Regions from separate parts of the Mus musculus genome. Here all the other regions are linked to region 1. Evidence: chromatin loops called from intact Hi-C (ENCODE). Cell type or tissue: heart. All regions are shown on one strand.

Region 1 (8,000 bases):
TAAAAAATTATTTTATTATGTACATATGGATATTTTGCCTGCATGTCTACGTACCACTTGCTTGCCTGATACCCATGGAGGCCAGAAGAGGGCAGTGAATCTCCTGAGACTGGAGCTATGGTGGGCTGTGAGCCACCACGTGGGCACTGAGAATCAAACCTGTGTCCTCTGGAAGAGTAGCTGGGGCTCATTAAGCCATCTCTCCATCACTCATATTCCTATTATTTTAAACCCTAGATGCTGACACAGAACTATGCACGGTGAGAGGACTGATCTGAGGAAGGGTTGCAGAGAACAAGTCTTAGGCAGTTAAAGGCTGAAGCCAACAAGAGGTGCATGGTAACAAGACAGCTCCTAAAGATTCTCTGTGTGTGCCACAGCAAACTGCTTCTCCAGAAACAATCCAGATATTAATACACAAATGCAAGATGTTCGTTATCTTATATTTCCTATTTACTTACTTGTGTGTGTTGTGTGTGTGTGTGTTGTGAGTGTGTGTGAGTGTGAGTGAGTGTGTGAGTGTGTGTGTGAGTGTGTGTGAGTGTGAGTGTGTGTGAGAGTGAGTGTGTGAGTGAGTGTGTGAGTGAGTGAGTCTGTGAGTGAGTGTGTGTGTATGTGTGTATGAGTGTGTGTGTGAGTGAGTGTGTGTATGTGTATGTGTGTGTGTAGTGTGTGTGTGTGTGTGTGTGTGTGTGTGTGTGTGTGGAATGGGTTTATTTGGGGCTATGTATAGGAGGATGGATAAAGACATATTTACAAAAGTACTGTATCTTTCTTACCAGGGCTTACACCACTGAGAAAAATGTCTGTCTTCCACTCAACAACTGTCAATTGCCCAGAGTTCCTCCGGAAGGGTTGGGGGTCTCATGTGCGCTCACATAGTATGGGTGTCCACAAATCACAGTGCAACCTCCAAATGCCCAGAAACACAGATGCTAAAGCAGCGGTTCTCAACCTGTGGGTCACGCCCCCCTCCGAGGTTCATGCATCAGATAGCCTGCTTATCAGATTTACATTATGATCCATAACAGTAGCAAAGTTACAGTTATGAAGTAGAAAGAAGGTTGTAAGGTTGAGAACCTTCCTAAGGAGATCTATGGATAGAGACCTATGGATAGAGGTCTCTACTTAGAGAATAAGCAGAACATTATAGGGTAGAGACCAGCCAACTGATCCAGTAAGATTTCCTGGTGGAAGAGAGTCTCAGTGCTGATGTAGGTGCCCCTGACTACATTGCACTGTTGTTGAGAAGAGCTCGCGGGCCTGCAGAGGCGGCTCACTGGTTAAGGGCACTTGCTGCTCTTGGTTCCCATCACCCACGTGGTAGTTGGACAATCATCTCTAACCCCAGTGCAGTGGATCTGATGCCATCTTCTGGACTGAACAGATACTGTGCACACATGGTACACAGACATGCACGTAAGCAAAACACCCATACACGTGAAAGAAAAGTAGAGCTTTCTAAAAAGAGAACGCCTACGGACGGACAATCTTCTGATGGCGGTCACTATGTCTCAAGACACAATGCCTAGATGAAAATGACAGCATTGGCACCCGTCCAACACTAGTGTCTCTTTATTAACAGGCAAATAGTTTGACGTTCCCTTGAAGGGCTGGGGGGTGGCTGAAGTGTGTTGTGGCTACATAGTGTGTATAAGGCTCTGGGCTCAACCTCAACCACACACAAATGAGCAAAGCAGAACTCAGCTCAGTACCTCTGAGCAAGTTCAGTTGGGCAGGGTTGCTTGAACTCAGTCCCAACTTAGGTTTGTTTGCCTTTTAACAAGTAATATATATTATAAACAGCTGTGTTTTTCATGAACTCTCTGCAACTTGAGGTTTAGAAAGGCCCAATCCTTTCCACTAAACACCTAAGACTCTTGAAGAGTGGATAAGTTAGAACCTACATAGCATCCCAATCGCTGGAGATCCAGCAGTGGTAAAGAGACTGAGATATCCTTCTGCCCGCTCAGCCATTCCTCACTCTGGGGTCCTGCTTGGGACACCCTCCTCCCACTCCTTCACCCTCATCATGTCATGGGTCCTAACCGCCTCGGAGATGCCAGCTGTTGCCTCACAGTTGGAGACAACAGCTTCAGACATGAAAGACTCAGCCCCCTAGCCTGTCACTCTGCGTTTCCTTTAAGCAGTGTACAGACAAAGAAAACAGAAGCCCCCGGTGTTTTCCTTTGTAAAGCTTCTCCTTTCCTTCGACTTAGCTATTCTTTTTTTTTTCTTTTTGCCTATGAACTTGAATCAACTTGCTTTTAACTTTAAGTGTCTATGCCGGAGAGGGATTAAGTGACCACGTCCATTGGGCAGTAGTACAACAACCAACAGCGAGACAGTCTGCTGAAGAGCTCTAGAACCTTTCCTCAAAATTTTACTAGGGAGAACAGAACCCAATTTTCCATGGAGACACGTCCATTGGGCAGTAGTACAACAACCAACAGCGAGACAGTCTGCTGAAGAGCTCTAGAACCTTTCCTCAAAATTTTACTAGGGAGAACAGAACCCAATTTTCCATGGAGACACGTCCATTGGGCAGTAGTACAACAACCAACAGCGAGACAGTCTGCTGAAGAGCTCTAGAACCTTTCCTCAAAATTTTACTAGGGAGAACAGAACCCAATTTTCCATGGAGAATACCTGGCTTGACAATCGACAGGAATGTTTCCAGTTAGTAATGGAGTTAAGTACCCGTTTGTGCAGTGAAGAGAGGGAGAGAGGGAGGGAGGAATAGAGAAAGAGAGAGAGAGAGAGAGAGAGAGACAGAGACAGAGAGAGAGACAGAGAGACAGAGAGACAGAGAGAGAGAGAGATGGCTCAGCCGCTAAGAGGTTAAGAGCACTGGCTGCTCTTCCAGAGGACCTGGGTTCAATTCCCAGCACCTACGTAGCAGCCGACACCTGTCTGTAACTCCAGATCTAGGGCTTCTGAGATCCTCACATTGACATAGATGCAGGCAAAATACAGTGAACATAAAGTAAAAATAAATTATATGTTAAAAAAGAAAACAACAGGATCAGGCTCTGCCACACCATATTTATTTAGGTATAGGAACCCCTGAAGCTCTCTGTGTGTGCTTCTCTGTTTTCATATCAAATGCGGGTACTGACAGGTTCCGAGTGTCTGGTGCTAGATGATCTTTTTCTTAAAGATGGCGAACGCTGGAGCTAGAAAGATGGCTCAGTGGCTAAGAGCACCAACTACTTGCTTATCCAGAAGACCCGGGTTCAATTCCCAGAACCCACTAGGTAGCAAGTGTCTGAAACTCAGGTTACAGGGTGTCCTCCAGTGCTGTATGCATGTGGTATACGGAAATACATGCAAATAAAACACCCATACACATAAAGTAAAAATAAACAATCCTCAGGACTTTAGATTAAAAACAAACGGTGAGCATGAATCCCAGGTGTTTGTGGTACACGCCTATAATCCCAGCACTGGGGTGGCAGGGGAGAGCACATCTCTCAGAGTTACAGGCCAGTCAAGGCTACATAGCAAGATCTGCCTCCAAGCAAACAAAATCAAGTAAATGCAAAAATAGCGAGCCTGATCATTAATCCAGGATTTCTTATCAATCAATTGACCAATGCATCTTCGAACACTCCCTTATAAGCCAAGACAATCCCAGGTCTTAGAAATATCCCTTGGGCATCTATAATGTTTCAGGCTTCCTGTGTGGGGCTGTAGAGACCATGCAGGAGTTTGCAGGAATCTGCCCATGGGTTTCAGAGATTGGGAGGAAATGTACTGGCCCCCTGCTGTCAGAGAGAATGGAATGAGAGACTCCTGTCAGCCGGGTGGGGCTGTTTCAGAGCCTGGGGAGAGACTTCCTCAGACTCGTCTTACGCCATAAACAGTTCAAGGCAGTCTGGCTCCAACAGGCCATAAACCATAGTGTCTACAGTGAGCGAGCGTGCCAAGGTAGAAAGGAAAGCCGACCGACTACCTGTGTATTCTTAATCCTTTAAACCCCAAGAACACGGAACCATTTACTGGCATGGACACCCCATAAAAGAAGCTGAAAGGGTGGGGACGTGAAAATGCTTTGGTTAAATTAAGTTTTGATGGCTAAAATGACTTTAAAATACTTTTGCTTGTAGCAAACATTTTGTGTCGAGAGATGGTCTTCTTCAGGGGGAGTAGATATGCGTGGGTTACAGGGACGTGTTACAGGTGACTTAGATGGCTTGCTTTTCATCATTGCCCGAGTTGGGTTTGTAACTGCCTTCTGGACACAGGCGAAGTGCCAGAGTCACACCAGTAATTCCATTAACACATTAATCAAGGACTTAGAAGATGCTAGTTTTTACAGGGTAGATTAATTATTTTTCTTGGCTTAATATATATATTAATATATAAATATATTATATATTATTATATATAATATATACATTATATAACACACACACACACACATATATATATATATATATATATATATATATATATATATATGGGGGAAAGAGTCTTTTGATTTTTCAAAGATGGTGGTATCCTTTGGGGGGAAAAGAGTTCAATACAGTGTGGAAATGAAATCATAAGATTTCCTGATGGGAGAAAGGAAAGGAGGTGACAGGTACAAGTTTCTGCCTTCTGCCTTCTCTGACTCTTACGGTTCAAAAAGCCTTCCAGAACCTGGTCAGACCCTACAGGACGTGCCCACTTGCAGATCTGGCTGTGTTCCACCTAAGATCCGTGGTGGCAGAGGAGGCCTTTGAAACACAGCAGCTCCCGAAGCCTGGGGAATCACATGATCATAGAACTCGAGGGCTGGAGCCGGGGTTTGCTGCCTTGGCAGTACTGATAGCTTGGGTTGGTAGCTCTCGGTTGTAGTACCCTCAGTATGGATGCGCATCTCCTCCATATCCCAGCTCTGCTAGGTTCCAACAGCCCAAGTCCAGACATTGCCAAACGCTGTCCCTAGTGTTTGAGCACCTCGGTGCTAGAGGACCCATAAGAATTACCTGTTCTCATTGAGAAGTACTGAGTTGAGCATATTTCCTCCAAAGCATGGCAGGTACTTAAGTCAGTTCCACTTTCTACCTGAGCAGGGGAATTGAATTTCCCAAGTCGTTGGCTGTCCTGCCAGGATCTCCTAGAATTTTATGAATGAAGACTTGTGGCCTCACAGGTGGACCCAAGTGAAAACCAGGAAATCTCAACATGGCAAATATGTCGTTCTTAAAGACATAGTGTTATAGGCATTGACGACTCTATGTACACGACAGCAACAGGAAACTGTGAATCCTGAAGCCAAAATTAAAACGTGTTAACTAAGTTGTACCAACAGACTGGGTGGTTGTGTTCATTCTCTCCCTGCTAGCTTCCCTTGGTGAGAATCTAGCACACTTCTTTCCTTCTTTCTCTCTCTTTCTTCCCCTCAATTCTCGGGTAGGGTGTCAAGAAGCCCAGGCTGCCCTTGGACTCCTTATCTGTCTAAGGATGACCTAGAACATCTGCTTTTCCTGCCTTCAACTCCCTAGGGCTGGGATTGCAGGATTATGAAAAGCAGTGCCCAGGACCAAACAGCTTTGTGCGCGGTAGGCGAGCACTTAGCACAGAGCTACACTCCCCAGCCTGAGCCAGACATGTCTGTTCTGTGAGAACATCCAGTGTGCTTCTCAGTCAGGTTTGAAAGCATCTCTCTGCAGGCGTGGCTTTATTTGCTAAGCAGTGATGGATGCTAGGAAAGCAATTGTGAGTAGTGTCCTCTCCCCCAGCACATGATACAAGAAGGCATCACGAGAAAACCTGAACCTGTCCTGGGCAGATCGACTTTTGATGCAAGTTGATAGAATTCTCCAACTTCCAGGGCCAATCGACTAAACTTTGAACCGGTGGCTGTGTATTACACGTGCAGAAATTGTATTGATGAGATTTTAAATGCCTTCCTCTCCTTTCTCATTTTATAAAGTGACATCATTTAGCCAGAATCAAGAATGCCGTAAAAAGTACTAACAATCCAGCTTGTTTCTACTGCTTAGGGGTGTGTGTGTGTGTGTGTGTGTGTGTGTGTGTGTGTGTGTGTGTGTGTGTGTGTGTTTGGTGGGTGTAGCTTTGTTTTTCTTTTTTTTTTTCTTTTTCCCGCCACAAAAATAACAGAAGGAAAGCTGCTACTGTAATCAGCAGCAGCTGAAGGCATTTCCTGCGTTTTTATATCAAGCTGGGTTTTTTTTTTTCCATTACATACCCAGTGAACTCCAGTTAGGTCAAATTGGAGAAAAACAGGACCAACTATGCCTCCAAACCCACAAATATGCCTACTTAGCTCTGCTAATTTTATCATGTTTACTGTGGAGTTTTGAGCCAGAGACAGGAAAACCTCGGGGTGCTACTTGGTCTCCTAGGAGATCGGATCCCGGTACTTCCTCCTCCATCCTGATCCTCCTCATTGCCAGCACCCTAAGGTAGAGTGTTTGCTCTATCTGCAGGTTACTCGAAGGGGAGGGGCTTGGATCAAGTCCTACTTGAGGAGAGGGTCCCAGGTTCCTGGGCTCCTGGGCCAGTGACCAGGCTGGGTCCTAACCTTGTTTTAATGCCTAGCTACCTCCCTAAGAAGGGCAAGGTGTTCTTCCCTGTGCCATCCTTCCATGTCCAGCTTTAGCTAAGGCCACCTTTTTTGGTTTTTCTTCAGAGCCTCCTATTAGGAAGCTCTGAAGCCAGCTTCAAGTGTAGGAACCATGGAGTACTATCTCATTTACCCCTGGCTTTTGTTATTTCAAAGCTTTCCAGAAACCAGTATTGACTCTATATGATGCAAAACAAAAAACAAACAAACAAAACAAAACAAAAAAAAAAACAAAAACCTTGTCAGGTTTCTTCTTTAAAAAAAATATTTATCTGGGGGCTAGAGATATGACTCCATGGTTAAGAGCAGGTACCACTCTATCAGAGGACCAGAGAGGACCAGAATTTAGATATCAGCACCAGCATAGGGTGTCTCATAAACTTAGGTAACTCTAGCTCTCAGGGATCTGATGCCTTCTTCTGACCTCTGTGAGCATGTATATACACACACAAACATACACACATAAATATACATACAAATACACTCAAATATAATACACACACACACACACACACACATACATGCATAGAGAGAAAGAGGGGGGAGGGGTTGGAGCTGAAGCGATGGTTCCAGAGTTAAGCTTGAATCGTTATCTTTCAGAATACTCTTGGTTCCCAGCACCCAGGTCAGAACTCTAGTTCTCAGGGTTCTTTACAGACCACTGCATTCACAGGTACATACCTCTCATACACATAATTAAATCTTTAAAAACTGTTTATTTGCATATGTGTGTGTGTGGGGGGGGATGTTTGCATGGATGCATCAGGCCACCACAGGGAGCTTGTGATGGTCAGAGGACAACCTGCAGGAGTTGCTCTCCTTCCTCCACCATGCGTTCTGAGGATCACACTTCCTCCGACTGGGTCTCAGACAGCATTGCCTTTGCTGAGTATCTCTGGGATCGGTCTCTGCATTTTTATAGGAAGTTCAGTGTGGTTTTCCCACAGCTGCCAGGAGCTAGTCTGTCTTCCAAACCTTCTTTGCCAATTTGGTCAGCTTTGGTCAGTTTCTTTCTCCACCTTGACCCACAATCACCCACATATGCATTCTCCTCGGTGGGTGGATTTCTCTAGATTCCTCTGAGCCATGCTTGCCTTCATCATGGGAACAAGTGCTTTATCTCCTTAAAGGACGGCACCACAGAGGCGCGTCTACCTGTGCTGACTGCGTAAAGCCGTCCTCTCACTTAATCCTGTGAGATTCCCTGGCTCCAATCAGTTATTCTTCAATTCTCCATGCCTCTTACTAGCATTTTTTTTTCCTGCGTGTTCTCATTAATCCCTGTGCCCTGTGTTGTTCAGCATCACAGTCTCCCAGACCAATAGAGCTGGCATTGACCTCAGAGGGAGTGGACCCCAGCTGGGAATAGTTTTACAAGATCAAGAATTAGAAACGCTTTTTTGTCCTTCTGCGGTTACTTCAG
Region 2 (8,000 bases), 110 kb before region 1:
CTTCAGCGCTTTGGGTGTGTTGTTTTTGTTTGTTTGAGGGCAAATATAGGGAAAATGACCCATAGGGAAAGAATGCAGAGTGCAGTGCCAGTCAAACTTGCTGGAGAGGGGAGCTGTATGAGTTGAGAAAGTCACTGATGGATTAATGTGGGTGGTGGTGAATTAAAGGCCTTAATGATGACTACAAGAGACAATAAGAATGGCTACAGTCTTTGCCTTAAGTTATTGGAAAGGTTGCTAAAACGTAGAACTACTAGAGAGAACAGAACAGGGAATAAGTGGACACACACACACACACACACACACACACACACACACACACACATGGTTGGAAATGCTATCCAGTAGTGGACATTCCAAGCAAGACTTGAGTTAAGAATAGCATTCAGGAGAAAGGCCTGGACTGATGCATACATTTTGGGGTCAGCAGCCTCAACATAGCTAAACCTGGGACTGGATGTGGTCAACCAGACAGAGAGTGAGCATGGACAGAGAAGCTAAAGAGCTGAAGCTTAAACCCTGCCGTCCTCCAATACTCAAAGACTGAGAAGTGAAAGCTCCAAAGGAGGCTGAGAGAGCAGCCAGTGATCCAGTACACTACCCAAGCAGCGTCCCGAGGGCAGAGATCCCACATCTGCTCTCTTGCTAGCTTGGACTTGCTTTCCTGTCTGTGGCTGGGTTAAGTATCCCAGAGCACCGATGGGAAGCCCTAAGGAACGTCCCAGGGTTTGAGCACAGTAGCCACTTGGGCTTCACACAAGCTGTATGGCTGACCTAGGACAATCTTTTCTATTGAGCAAACAGTACTTTGGTTTTCTCAAATCGGAGTCTCACTCGAAGTGTAGCTCAGCCTGATCCTAAAATCGTGAACCTCCTGCATCGTCCTCTCAAATGACAAGTAGGCTAAATCCAAGAAAGACACCTCTTCTAAAACCTGTGCGTGCCCTGGAATCTCACAGCCGTCTCTTCGCAGTCTCTGAGCAGCATCCACATAGGTCCTACTGTTTATTCCTCAGGGGCACTCCATGCCCTTCCCAGCCCAATTCCATTCAGATTTCGACTCTGCAGTGGAAAGGAGTTGGGCATGGTTTTCATGATGTTCTTTATTTTAGAGTTGAGGTCACAGATGTTGGAAACCCAGCCAAAGGTAGACAGGAAGCTGGAATTAGGATGCAGGTATCCAGACCCAAGACCTATAATCACAATTACAGCAGACTACCTGTGGCCAGAAGGCTGTGAATCCTGAGCTACTATCAGAAGATATTTTGTCTACCCTGAGTTCAGGATGAAGTCATCCACATGTGGTATCCACATGGACATAAGGCAGAGCTTCTCGGAGAATCTCTCAGGAGAGCATCATCAGGACACTTTGACCAGGCAAGAAGTCTACTCTAGGCTTCAAGGGGCTGAGAGAGTCACTGCAGTATATAAAGGACAGTCAAGATCTGGGAGCCGGGTAACACTCAGCCTAGTGTCTCGGGCCCAAGGCTTGTGATGTCTTTTTCTTTACATGTTCTTCTCAGTGGTTTACTCTGGGCTTCTCAACATCGATGGCCATGGGACCAAGGCCATGTTAGTTAGTTCTCAGCTCTGTTAGCCTTGCCACCCTCTCAGATTCCAATCCCCTTAGGAAACTTTTCTCTTTCTCAGGGGCCCAGATGCAGCCCAGCCTAGGATTGCCTGTACCTCACCCTCTTTGCTAAACCTTTTGCCTTCCCACCCAGAGCTCTGAGGATTCCATCCCAGCAAAGAACAGTCAGGGAAAGACAGGATTCTCAAAGGAGTAGCTCAGAAGGGCACACTCCTAACAAGGGCATTGTGGTGCTCCCGAGAGCTCTCTGGAGAAGAGGGTCTTCATACTCAGCTCAGAAGACGTTCTCCCTTCCAGTGACCAAGTCAGCCATCGCCGTCTTCCCTGGCTCACCACCCATCACTGATTCACTGGAAAATGTGAGAAATTACTTAATAAAGAACTGCCCTGGGGAAATGGACAGGTAATAGGCTTTAAAGAAATAATTTAATCTCATGCTTCGTTTAGTAAGAACTATGTCCACAGTCCTGCCACCAGCAAGAAAAATAAACAGCAGATAAGCAGGGATGGGGATGAACAGGCTGCCAGAGGAGCTTTCTGGTTAAGTGACGTTTTCCTCTCTGTGTATAAGTGGAGCCATGCCGAGGAAAGCCATGCCCTCTACAGTGAGGCAGGCCCTGGGACTCAGACCAGCCTGATGGCAATCATAGAACTAGTGTGAGCCATGTGACTTTGGGAAAATGATTTCATGCTTCGGTATTCCACGCAAGGAAAGGAGGTGACAATGTACATTTAACTTTTTCCATGTGTGTACGCGTATGTGTGTGCATGTGTGTACATGTGTGTACATGTATGTATGTTCCAAGGGTCAGGCATTATACTAAATGTGGTAGACAAGACTGAGCATTATTTAGGAACTCTGCAGGCTACAGGGACAGAGCAAGAAGAAGGAATGGCAGGGGAGGGGCCAGTTGAGAACAAGTCTGGAAAACATTTTTTGGTAAGGCGTGCAACTGGCAATGGATGGCGTGGCTCAGAATTCCTGGATGGGTGGATTCCTGTCCTGCTGATAACTTCTGTCTCCTTTCAGCCTCCTAGAACAAGAGCCAAACATAAATCAAAGTTGCACTAAATGGAGGCCTTAGGCAAAAGGTGGGCTGCAGTATGATACAGACTCTAAGCTTAATAAGGCTTCCTGCCTGTCCCTATGTCTACTCCAAGGTTTATGAACCCACCAGCTTCAGGCTGGAACTATGTGAAAGAAACTCAGACAGATAGAAAAGGCCACAGAAGCAAGTCTGCAGAGTAAGATGGGCAGCTAGGTGACAGGAGACACATGACAACACCCTGCCCACTTCCCTAGGAGGCCAGATCCTACATCACCATTAGCCAATATTTCAGTTGCTGCTTCTTTAGGAACTTCCCCATAGGATGGGCCAAAGATCACCCTGCACAGTCCTCTCCCCTAACGGAGCAAGGGGAAGAGTCTGGAAACTTCCTGGGGAGGTTGAAGGCTGGTGAGACAGGGGAATTACAAGGTGTGGTTTGTATCTTTCTAGCCTTTTTCTCCCAAGACTGACCAGGGTGACCATGAAGAACACAAGCCTGAACCTGCCCCAGGCCAGCTGATAGGGTGACTGACTTACCTGGGATACAATGAGTACCTGCTGCAACTAAGCCACTCCAGCTCCCAGCCCTGATCGCTTCAGCACCATTTTCTTGGATTAAATGGAGTTTGACCTCATAGTCACTGTGTATCAGAGGTGAGGTTAGACCAGTGCAGGTAAAATGGGAACCGGCCAGCTGCCTTGCGTTCCTCCATCTCCTCCCAGCTTCGAAGGCTGAGGCATTTCCTTCTCAGGTGAAAGTCCCTCTCCCTCTCCCCCTCTCCCTCCCCCTCCCACTCCCCCTCCCCTCCCCCTCCCTCTCTGGGGTATCGAGGGTAGAAAGAATATCAGACCCAAGGTGACAGCTGTGTCACAGAGGAAGCAGTGGCTGACTACATTGTATGGTTAGTGCTACAGTGTTTTACTCGTCCTGGGCACAAAATATCTTAGAGCTGTGTTGAAACAGAGATGACCATCCTCCAGATTGGATTTGGTATTATATACTTATTACTACTATGCTAATTTCTTCCTCTGATAGCAAAAATAAATTAGAAATGAAACGTTTTTTAATGAGAATTTGAATATAACATGGCAAGCTCAGCCTGGTGGGACAGTCCCTTCATCCTAGAGAAGAGTGAATTCAAAACCTTCCCATGCTGCACTGCAGGGTGAGTTCAAGACCAACCTGGGCCATTCAGTAAGATCCTGTCTCAAAATATAAAGGGAAGAAGGCTGGGGATGTGACTCAGTGTTAGAGCACCTTGTCTCCATGCTCAAGGCTCTATATAAACAAAACAAACAAACAAACGAATAAATAACAAATATTCAGGGTTCTAGGTATTCCTTATGCTGTGAATAAAGACTAAATTGTCCTTGGGTGGCAATTGGGGTTTTCAGGTGCCCAAGGCTTGCTCTGCCCACCTTAAGGTTTATTCATTCCCATAGCTTGAGTTTTTTGGAACCTGCAAGGTCTATGGTCTGGCTTCCTTACAGCACTGTTACTTCCTGACACCGCAGCCAACATCCTCCTCCATCAAAAACAAAGGAGCCCTGGCTCAGATGGGAAGCTGCTGGAGAATCTCACAGAAGGAGAACCAAGAAAAGTGTGAGTTAGATGCTTGTGCTGTTTCTGTCACACTCACAGCAGCTGGAGAGCTAGTAGGGATCATAGAAGAGGAAACTGAGAAAGACCCGGGCGGAAGAAGGAAGGAAGGATAGTAAATTAGGATTTTATGTTAGTCAGTGCTAAATATCTGGATACCTGGAGTTAGCAGAAGAGAGGTCAAACTGGAAAAAAGAAAAAAGGAAACTTGTGAAATAATAGATAAATTTTCTGAACAAATTGAAGGAGCAGCCTCAGATAGAACAGACTCGGGCAGAAAAGAAAATCAAATCCATCTAGGATATGGGGGAATTGTAAATGATCAAATACAAAATATTCTACAAGCCTGGAGAAATCACCAAGGAGCCCAGTTATAAAATTAATAAGCAAAAACCAGTGGTGTTTGTTTTATTTGTTTCTTTCTGTGTTGTTTGTCTTTTAAGACAAGGTCTTTCTATACAGCCTTGACTATACTGAAACTCACTATGTAGACCAGGCTGGCCCTGTACTCACAGAGATTTCGCTGCCTCTGCTTCCTTGGGATTAAAGGTATGCACCACCCTGCCCAGCTCAAGTGATGATTCTTATACCAAGCAAATAACTGGAAAATACAACAGAAGATATCTCATTTACATATTATTAATGAATATGCATCTCCAAGAATAAAACCAAGAAAAGACCCTAAAGAATGAGAATGCTACTGCATTTGTATTTTGATATCATAAATAGAATCAGGGACTATGACTATCATAAAGATAGCAATTCTTTCCAGTGTGACTTCTAAATTAAAGCAATATCAGGCTGGGTCAGCAGGAAACTGTGCTTGCCACCAAGCCTGTTGACCAGAATTCAATACCCAGGGCATGGAAGGAGAGAACTGATTTCTCAAAATTGTCCTCTGACTTCTATGCTCACACTTTAAATACACACACACACACACACACACACACACACACACACACACACACACACATACCCACAGAGAGAGACAGAGAGAGACAGAGAGAGAGAGAGAGAGATAGAGACTGACAGAGACAGAGACAGAGAGACAGAGAGTCAGAGAGACAGAGAGAGCCACAGAGAGAGAGAGAGCGAGACAGAGACAGAGAAAAAGAGAGAGAGAGGAGAGAGCAAATAAAATAAAAACAATAATTAAAAAAAAAACTATAATTGAAAATGGGCCAAAAAAAAAGTGTCAACAGACAACATTACCAAACATACCAAAGATAGTATGTGGCTGCCCAAAAAGCACATGAGAAGAAATTAAAGTCATTATTCATTAGTGAAAAGCAAATTAAAGTCACACTAAAAATTCATACTAAATTTAGTGTGCTAAAATTAAAAACGGATTGTGTCGAGTGTTGGTGGGGAGGTGAAACAAGTAGGTTTATAGGCTCCTGGAAGAACCACACAACAGAACAATTAATTCGAAAAACGGTTCGTCAGGGTCTCAGAAGGTTGAATCTACCTTGCTATATAACTCAGCCACTCTGCTGTTAAGTCTTCACCCAAGAGAAACGAAACCATGTGTGTCCACAAAGATGTGTCTGTGTCTGTAAGAGTCCCAGCTGCCAGCGACACAAAGTCTATCAAGAGAATAGATAATCAGTCACACACATCTCCGGGGCGCTACCAACATTCAGCCAAAAGAACAGGTAAATATAACACTGATAAAACCAAAGTAAGGAAGCAACGTGAAAGAATCCAGCAAAAAAGAAAAAGAAAAGTTCATCCAGGAGAGATGGTGGTTCATGGGTTAGGCTGAGGATTTGAGTTCAGTCCCTAGGATGTGTTGTCTGAGCACACACTCCCTGCCCTGGGACTGCACCTCACCACAGGCCCCAAGGGAGCCGAATGAGCACAGGCTGAAAACACCAACACTTGTTCCCACCTAAACTGATGTCCTCACGTATGTCTGTCAAAGCTAAGGAAGGCTGACTAAAGCCCTGTGGTAACACACAGCACTGCCCAAGACCACAGTGCATGCACTACAGTAGGAACAAAACAGAAAAGATGAACTCGGTCCCCATGCAAGGATGGCGTGTGATTGTGTGGAGCACCCCATATTTTCTTTTATTTTTCTTTGATTTAAGTTTTATTGCATTATGGTGAGAAAGGATATATAATTTCAATTTATCTGAATTTGTTAACATCTAAAAACATATTTTGGGTAAATAGACTTACATCACATTCTTCTTTCCCTTTTGTACCCCAACTCCTACTGGAGAGCTCCCCTCAAAACCTGTAATACCTTTCGTTTTTTATCATATTCTTTAAAATTTATAAAATATTGTAACAATAAAAATGACTATTATAAAAGTTGTTTGTCTGGTGTAGATGTTTGTCTACAGCAATACTGAAAATACATATGTTTTTCTCAATATAAATTTCTCAAATAACTCCAAATATATTAACTGTATGATATTTTAAAATAATATATCACTATTAGTTTTTTAATGAACATAAATAGATAAAGTCTTTTTGTTTGTTTGTTTGTTTTGTTTTTAGTAGAGTTTAAAATCTTGGCTCTTACTGTGGTACAAACACAAAATAAGAACAATTTTTAGACATTGGAGTTCATTGTAATAAGGCTGTACTTGAATGTCCCTCACATCACCAAAGGATTTTACCTCCATAGTAGATAAGCTAAGAATTGACAGTTCTGCTGCGCCAAGGAATGAATTGTAGGCACGATTTTTGGAAACAGATTTCCTGCTACAGTCAAAACTATTTGATTTGAATGATTGTCATCATTCTCAGCCTGCAGGGAACAGGTTACACTCATTTAAGAAATGGTGTGTACATTAAGATGGCCCATCCACGAAGCCATTCATCAACTGTTTCAATGAACAATGGTTCTGCTTGGAGGGTGGCACAGACGTTAGGTGAGTGTAAGATTCTGGTTCATTGGATGTGGTGATTTTGAAAAGCATTCATCTCAGAATAAGAGTAACTTATAAAGTCCTCTTCTTCAAAATTGATACAATAATTATAAATACCAAGCAAAGCCTTCAGTCTCACTCTTTACTGTTCTCTTACAAGCCACCTCCCAAATTCATTGTCTACACTTCTTTTGGCTGTATAAATAATTTTGAAATATGTAAGTTGTTCTGAAAACCATAGTATAGTATAAAAACATCAATAAACAATCTTACTAATAGACAGGTTGAGATAGGAGAAGCATGATTTCAAGACCATTATGTGGCACACAGCAAGACCCAGTCATGTACAAACAAGCAGAAAGTATATATGGATTGTACAATATTGGACCTATTTCTCCCATTACCAAATCAGAGAGACTATAGGATGACAGCTGACAAAATTCTTATTTCTCTTATTTTTGAATTTCAATCGATTATGATATATTGGTAATATTAATTTTCATATTAAGAGATATTTTAAGAAAAGAAATTGCTACTTCCTGTTAATTTTTTTGTTGGAGGTGGAAATATGTTTGTGTGAGTTTGTTGAAAGATTACTTTCTTGCTTTTTCTAGGGTGTAGTTTCACTCCTTGTGTTGGTATTTTCCATCTATTATCCTTTGTAGGGCTGGATTTGTGGAAAGATTGTGTAAATTTGGTTTTGTCATGGAATATCTTGTTTTTTCCATCTACAGTAATTGAGAGTTTTGCTGGGCATAGTAGCCTGGGCTGGCCTTTGTGTTCTCTCAGGGTCTGTATGACATCTGCCCAGGATCTTCTGGCTTTCATAGTCTCTGGTGAGAAGTCTGGTGTAATTCTGATAGGCCTGCCTTTATATG
Region 3 (8,000 bases), 140 kb before region 1:
CATACGTACATACACTGTACTCACACAGAGGCACAGACAGGCTGTTGCACGCGCGCGCGTGCGCACACACACACACACACACACCAAAAGAGAGAGCAGGAACTGAAAAATACTCCCACCCCAAACCATAATAATAATCGGAGAAAGGCTATGGGTTTTACCCTATTCATATTTTCTAAAGTTTTCCATAATAAACAAGCATTACTTTTAGAATTAGAAATGAAATTATTTAAAAATCAAAGCTAGACTGCCGTGATCCTGAAGTCAGAAACTTTGCAAAACTGTCTATGTTCATTGGCTTTCCCCGTATTACTTTAAGCATATGGAAGTTGTGCAGTGCTCAGATCTGGTGAAGCACGTTTATTCCCACAAACATTTGTCACTTCTTTTTGATGACATCATTCAGAACCATTTCTTCTCAATTTTCTCATTTAATCTGAATAAGTAAGGGAAATATCCTCTCTGACCTATCTGGCAGGTGAGAGCCTGGACGTGCGACAGCCTGGGGTTGGGGAGGACTGGGCCTGAGCCCTGACTGTGCTTGGGGAGGACTGGGCCTGAGCCCTGACTGTGCTTGGGGAGGACTGGGCCTGAACCCTGACTGCTTGGGGAGGACTGGGCCTGAGCCCTGACTGTGTTTGGGGAGGACTGGGCCTGAGCCCTGACTGTGCTTGGGGAGGACTGAGCCTGAGCCCTGACTGTGCTTGGTGAGGACTGCGCCTGAGCCCTGACCTTCTAACTTCAGATCTTCTTTTGCCTTTCAGAATCTGAATCATTTGACCTAGGGAGTCTTGAAACAGAAGGTTTTCAAATAATTTCTTCTTCTTCAGTTTTGTTTTTAAAAGTTTCATAAAAACACCCCGTTCTTAAAAAAACAAAAGTTGTTGGTGCAATGATGTTAATTAAACAATATTATTTATTATTCGGAGAGGAGGAGAAACATTTTTTCCAGAACCTGGAAAGTGGTTTGCAAAATACTTGTATTTACAGGGAACAGTGGGAAGGCACAAAAGATGCTTTTTAAAAATTTTTAATGGCATAAAAGTAGTCTTGCTATAAAGGCTACCAAGCAAGCAGAACACTCTACATACAATCTGGCATTACATGTGCTTAAAATGAATGCCAAAACTTGGGATACAAACACACACACACACACACACACACACACACACACACACACACACACACAGTGCTGGAGAGCTCCCGTGTTGTGCCGTGACCTTGGGGACTAGACTAGACATGTCTTTATTTCACACATGCTTTCTATGATTTTCACGTCCCATGCCTATAGTAAATGCTGACAACTTTATAGCCAGAACTGCCAAGATTAAAAAAAAAATGAGGCAAACTTCTGAGTTGGGGAATATTGCTAGTAGAATTGTCTCCCAGGATTCCTGGGACAATTAAATGAGGTAATAGATGGAGATGTGCCTAGCATGGTGGCCTGCACACAGCAGCTGCTCAAGAAATGCAGGTATATCCCTACCTCCCTGTTCGTCTGCCTCACACCCACTTTCTTTTCTGTAAACCCTACATCACTGGCACTGTATCTCTACCTCTACCTCACTGTCCCTCGTCACCCAAGTGACTTTACCTCCCAGCAGGAGTCCCCCCTCCACCCCCAGAGCTACTGCCCATCCCCTTCCCTCCCTCAGAGAGGGTGTCAGCAGAAGCCCTGGGAAGCCTTGTTAACCCAAGTGACAGCCGCATCCCTCCACCTGATAACTCATATCAAAGTTTTCTTCTCAGGATGGCAGTTCAGGAGGTGAGGTTTTCTTGACCTGGAAGAGTGAGTGGTTAAGGTTTTGTTTGGGAAAATGGTTTCTTTCTATTCTGTCTGTCCCCGAATCTGGAGTTGACAGGAATATCCAGAAGAAGGCAGAGAGATGACTCCGGAAATGGCTCCTGTACCAGCCATCCTTTCTCCATAACTGACATCCTCCTGTTAGGGTTTAATGGTGGTGATGAGCTTCCTTCCGGGCACCTTTACAATGTTGCCTTTCCTGAGAGCAAACACATGGATGCTCTGAGTTCTCAGGACGCACGTACAAGAAGCCTCATAGGAAGCAACGCCGAGGGTCCGGATTCTCCCCCTGGTAAACCTATTCTCCGCCTCCTATCATGCACTGGGGACTTCTGTATCAGTGTGATGCAGGGTGAGGTCAGGCCTCACTCGCTTTATAGATGAAAGACTGAGACAAATGCAACAACAAAGCCTAGAGCTGCTGGGGCTGTTAATGCTTTGAGGATGACTGGTTATTAAACCACCACTATAGTGGACAATCATGAGACACGTATGTGGGAGATGGTTGAACTTGAAGTCTCTGAGCAGGCCAAGGATTGCCAGGAACAGACAGCTACAGGAGAGTGGGAAAGCCTTTGGATAGGAAAAGCTCTCAGAACTGGTCCATTGCTGGGACAAGACTGGTGAAGGAGATCAGGGAGAAGTATATCCAGGGGAGTTAGAGTCAGTCTGCAGAGAACCTAAAATCCCAGACCCCGGTGTATGAACCTTGCCCTTTGGGCAAACCCTTGCAGGTTTCTGAGTAAAGGGGGTGACCTGGAAAAGAAGCTTCAGAAATTTCACGCTAAGCTGTGAGTCAGAGACCTTCCATTCCATCCATGGGACATGACAGGGACGTGGATCAGGACTTTGAGGACTGGAATCAGGAGACAAAGACAGAGTAAGGATCTTCAAACACCCCCACTCCACTGACCTTGGGCAGCCCAGCACATGTTTATAAGAACTTGGCCTCTGTTGCAGAGGCGCCACAGCCCCAGGAGTGCTTAGGTCCCTAGGGGAGGGAGAGGAAGCCCATCGATGGCTAGGGTTTCCAGGAGTTGTGTGGTCAGCCCAGACTGGCACCCAGAGCAGGGGTGGAGTCAGGGAGAGGGGTGGCTGCTCCTATTCTCTTAGACACAATGCCTCTTGAGCCAGCCATTTTTCTATAATGAAAATGAGACTTTTCCTCCTATACCAGCCTCTTGCCTACAGGAAATCTGTATCCTAGAAGTCCGCAGCTGTGAATACAGTCTATTAAATAGCTAGAAGCATGGTAGAGGTTGCCTTTTGAAGGGTTCTAAAGCCTTCTCTGCGACCAGAGAGGTCAAGTAAGGACTGTTGATCATTCTGCATTTCATTATTGAGACCTAGTCTGTACCAGCTGCTGGCTACTGAGGACTCTTGAGGGGAATACAGCCAGTCACGGCCAATGGGACCTGAGAATGCATCAACTTAGAACTGTACTATGGCCAGACACTGGCTGGTGGATTTCTGCACCAAGTGTCATAGATGCAGTAGATGGAGTTAGAGTGGGCAGGGGGGAAAGTAGATAGAGGCTCCACAGAGAATGTGATGTGGTACAAACTCTCAGAGGAAGAGACACATGGGAGAAACCTGGGTCTGAAGTCTGGACCTACTGAGCCCAGAGCCCTGGGTCCCGGAAGGGGACCACAACTGGAGAGATCAATTGGATTCAAGTGATGTGGATGTCAGTAGACATCCCAAAATGGATATGATTTATTTATTTATTATATGTAAATACACTGTAGCTGTCTTCAGACACACCAGAAGAGGGCATCCAATCTCATTACAGATGGTTATTAGCTACCATGCGGTTGCTGGGATTTGAACTCAGGATCTCAAGAAAAGCAGTCAGTGCTCTTAACCACTGAGCCATCTTACCAGCCCAGCCCAAGTGGATACAGTTTATCCTGGCAAATCATGGGCGCCACTGAAACACAGATATGGCTACTCCCCTATGACTGGGGTGGTGGGCACATTGCTAAGAGAAAAACCAACAGGAAGTTCACTTTTGCCAGCCAGACTTCCCAAGCTGGGCACAGTCCTTCCTCTTTTCTTCACCTATAATGCTCTTCCCAGGGAGCTGTCTGCTCCTCTCTCCTCTTATCCATCTCCAGGCACCACTTATTCCTACTGTGTGTATGCTGCACTTACTATGTCTGCTGGTCTTTGTCAGTCAGAGCAAGGATGTTTGTGGTCCTCACTCCCAGCTCTCTGCTCCTTGCTCTGTCCCCAACAGGCAGATGACACTCAGCAATTGTTTGTGGATAGCGTGAGTGAATGGATGACTGACTGACTGAATAAATGATTGATTGAATGAATGAATGAATGAATTTTTTTCCTCAACACAGAGCCCTAAGAAGATGCACAAGAAGCAAGAAATACCTTCTTCACTTGTGGGAATCAAGGCAGGAAGGAATGCCCCCACCTCTGCTCTAAGCCTTCAAGGTCTGTTTTTGGTCCCAGCGTGGTGGCACAGTCCCCTCCCCATGCCCAGCAGGGCACTTGGCATAGCCCAGGGCGACGTGCCACTCCTCGGCAAGCACTTCCTCCTTCAGTGGGCCCCGCCCTGCCAGGCTGCCTGCTCTGTGCCTCCCGGAAATGCCTCCCTGCGAGGCCGGCTGGCTAGGTCCTCCCAGAGCGACAATGGCTTGCAGGAAGGGCCAAGCAGAGGAGGAAGCCTGGGCGGGGCTTTCTAGGAAGCGACCTTTGCAGGCCTCCTCTCAGCTTGGGGTCACCAGGGCCTTTGGTTGCTTTGTGCCAGTCACTATGCTCCCTGCCAAACCCATTTCCACAGCCACAGGAGACCCTCTGAGTAGGGCCCATGACACTGAAACTATCCTGGTGTTCCTGTATTGATTCATAGCTTTAGATTTAATTTAGACTTAAGTGAAAAAGAGAAAGCCACAGCATTCTATTAGGATTGTTACGGGGCACTCTCACAAAGGCTGCTAATTCATCCGATTTTTTTTTTTAAATAAAATGATCGGAGGCAGTGTGAAATCTTGGCTGAAATTTTAGCTAGTAAAAGTAGGAGTGCTCTTTATTAATTTTTTCCCCCACTTTTCTGTAACCTTAAAAGTATTTCAAGCCCCAGGGTAAGTAGCACTCCCTTTTAATCCCAGCAGAGGCAGGAGGATATCTGTGAGTTCAAGGCCAGCCTGATCCAAAGAGAGTTCTAGGAGAACCAGGACTACATAGAGGAAACCATGTCTTGAAAAAAAACAAAAAAACAAAACAAACAAACAAAAAAACTAAATCCAAACCAAACAACAAAACAATGTACTTCCAATTAAACCTGAAGTAAAGGACTGGCAAGACGGCTCAGCTGTGAAGAACATAGATTGCCATTGTAGACGAGCTGAGTCTGGTTCCCAGCGCCCAATTTCCTGGAACTCTAGCTCCCAGGAATCAGATGTGTCTGGCCTCTGTAGATAGCAGCAGTTACACAGGCACATACTCACGATTTAAAAGTCTTTTAAAAAGTGAAAGAAGCACCAGGAATAGCCAGATTTGAATTTTCTTTTCCATGACGACCTCTTGGAGGTTTCCTGACTTAATGTCCTGGATTTGACCTTTGGCAGTGGTCTTCAATCATCCGGGAGAGCAAGGTGCCATGGTATCCTCTGGAGGACAAAGGAACTTGCTTGCTTTCTCCCCCAACCTTTTCTTAAAATTTAGGATCAAAGGCATGCACTACCACCTCTAGCAAGATTAGTTCTGTGCTCTTTTTGATTACATGTATGTGAGTGTGTGTACGTGGAGGAGCGTGTACGCAGGTGGGCACAGGCACCCACAGAGGGTCCTCTGGGCCTAGATTTGCAAGCTTGGGTGCTGGGAACTGAATTTGGCTCCTCTGCAAGAATAGTCTATGCTCTTCGCCCGTAAGCCCCTGAGTCATCACACCAGCCTCAAGAAGGAGCTTTCTAGACTCTCTGGAGTCTCCAGAGCTGTACAGCTGCTTTGCTACGCAAAGGGTCAGCACTGGTTACTCGGCTTCCTGTAGGGTTTATTTCCATCCTATCCTCTGGACCTGTGGTGTCGGCCCATGAAGGAGACAGTGAAGAACAAACCTGAAAGCCACCAAATGTGTGTTTTCCTGAGACCTGGAAGGAAGGAGAAGAGCAGAGGCTGAGAAGATGCTGGGACTCACTGGATCCTCTGGGTGAGGGAATGCTGGGTCTCACCGGATCCTCTGTGTTCATGAGAGTGTTTTATGAAGGCTCCACTAACTGAAGATTGCAGTAAGAGAGACTTGAGTAACCCCAAGATGACACTAGGATATGTTCACATCTCTGTCTGTTCACATCTCTGTCCGTTCACACGCTGAGAGGACCTTTCTCCAGAATAAATGCCTAGGCTCTTCCAATAAGACCCTTCTCTCTCATTGGACATTTACATCTGATGAGAATGAAGATCCTAAGCATATTTTGATGTCTTAAGACATCTGAAATAGGTATAGAGGGTGGAGCTCAGGTGGCAAAGTTTCTCTTAGCATCACACAGCCTCGACTGGTGCTCAGTGCAGCATGATAGAACATTGTGGTGCAAGCCCATAATCCTAGTATTTATTGAGCAGTGGTGGTGTGAAGAGCAGCTCAAGGCCATCTTTAATTGCACAGTGAGTCTGAGGCTACTTTGGAATATATGAAACCGTGGCTAGATAGAGAGATAGATAGAGCACTGAAATCATTATATATACTAGAGGAGAGTGAGAACCATATACATCATATATATGATATGCATGTGATATGACATGATACACACATGTGTGTGTATGTAAGAGAGTGGGGAGAGAGAGACAGAGAGAGACAGAAACAGAGACAGACGGAAATAAATCCTCTGGTACCTCTAAGAATTGAGAATTGGTTGGGATTGTTTTGCTTAAAGGACTGTTCTATAAAGATTGGTAAATGATCAAACTACTGTCTAGGGAAATGACTGCTTATGGCCATCTAAGCCATAAAATCACTCTCAACTACGTACTTCCTGCTCAACTGGGCCATAGAGTTTGTTGAAGATGGAGTGCCCTTCCAGACAATTTAGTCATAGGCTCAGAAATCTTAAGCTTCCTTTACAGGAATAGCTATCCATGAAAATTACCCTTGCTATCACCCGGGAGTTGGAAAGCTGAGAGCCTGGGATATGGTTCAGTGGTACATAGTGGTCTAGTCTGTCCACCATGCATGTGCACGACCCCAAGCTTGATCCGCATATTCCCACTACCAAAGGGTAGGGAGATATGCTAAAAATTCTTCACAGTTGGCTCAAGAAGCCAGGCCTGGTGGTGTAAGCTTCCAGGAAATTGAGGCAGGAGGATTGCTATGAGTTTGAGCCAAGCTTGTGTGCTATAGAGTAAGATCCAGGACATCCTGGGTTACAAAGTGAGCTCCTTTCTTAAAATGAATAAGAAATATCTATATCTATCTAATCTATATCTATCTATATATATCTATATATCTATACATCTATACATCTATATCTATACCTATACTATACCATCTATCTATCTATCTATCTATCTATATCTATATCTATATCTATCTATCTATATATCTATCTATCTATATCTATCTATCTATCTATCTATCTATCTATCTATCTATCTATCTATCTATCTATATATAAAGTTTAGCTTGACTCAAACTCCTTCAGACACATTCGTGACATTCAGCTGTCCCTCCATTATGCAGAGCTTTAGCGGGTGGCCAGAGAGGCATCTCTCTGTGGATGTGCTGCGGTTAGTCAATCACAAAAGAAGGATGTGTGTGCCTGAAGGGTCTCCAGAGCATCCTTCTAAGAAACCCTTTGTCCTTAGTAACTCACCCAGAGCTAAGCCAGGTCCTGGGGGATCCTGCACACCCCCTGCTCGGCCTGTGCACTGTGGGCACAGGAAGCACGCTTTTGCCACTTGCGGGTTTTCTTCTGGATCGCTGGCTGTCTCATTTTAACCCTGGGCAGTTACACTGGGCCATTCACAGTGGCAGGTCCACACTTTACAACTCCCAGCTCCAGAGCCTTACATGTTCGGGAAGCCTTGAGAAGAGAGAGAGAGAGAGAGAGAGAGAGAGAGAGAGAGAGAGAGAGAGAGAAACATCCCAGGGATGTAGAGACCTGGATGGCTACTCTGTGAAACCTGGCTTTGGATCCTAGAAACCCATCCTACCTACCATATAGCCTCTGGGTATAAGATAGTT

Evidence for each region. Peaks named below come from ENCODE experiments on the same cell type or tissue, not always from the same donor. Only the 100,000 strongest peaks of a DNase experiment are listed, where the experiment ranks them.
Region 2: it touches region 1 in a loop (2.1-fold over the local background); 3 of 42 quality-filtered maps call a loop at or near these places.
Region 3: it touches region 1 in a loop (2.2-fold over the local background); 2 of 42 quality-filtered maps call a loop at or near these places.

Annotation. Positions count from the first base shown.
Region 1 is chr17:86,591,578-86,599,577 of GRCm38, reverse strand. The region is part of intron 11 of Prkce (protein kinase C, epsilon); the gene reads right to left. Among named protein-coding and RNA genes, the nearest start is that of Gm52297, 74 kb to the left of the region's middle. In heart, CTCF peaks have their summits at 84 (motif pointing right), 1,377 (motif pointing left) and 3,768; a DNase peak (open chromatin) is centred at 6,387.
Region 2 is chr17:86,701,609-86,709,608 of GRCm38, reverse strand. No RefSeq gene overlaps it. Among named protein-coding and RNA genes, the nearest start is that of Gm52297, 36 kb to the right of the region's middle. In heart, no CTCF peak of the experiment used is centred here; a DNase peak (open chromatin) is centred at 4,178.
Region 3 is chr17:86,728,679-86,736,678 of GRCm38, reverse strand. No RefSeq gene overlaps it. Among named protein-coding and RNA genes, the nearest start is that of Epas1, 21 kb to the left of the region's middle. In heart, no CTCF peak of the experiment used is centred here; DNase peaks (open chromatin) are centred at 2,808 and 4,408; H3K4me3 peaks cover 537 bases; H3K27ac peaks cover 1,810 bases; H3K27me3 peaks cover 638 bases.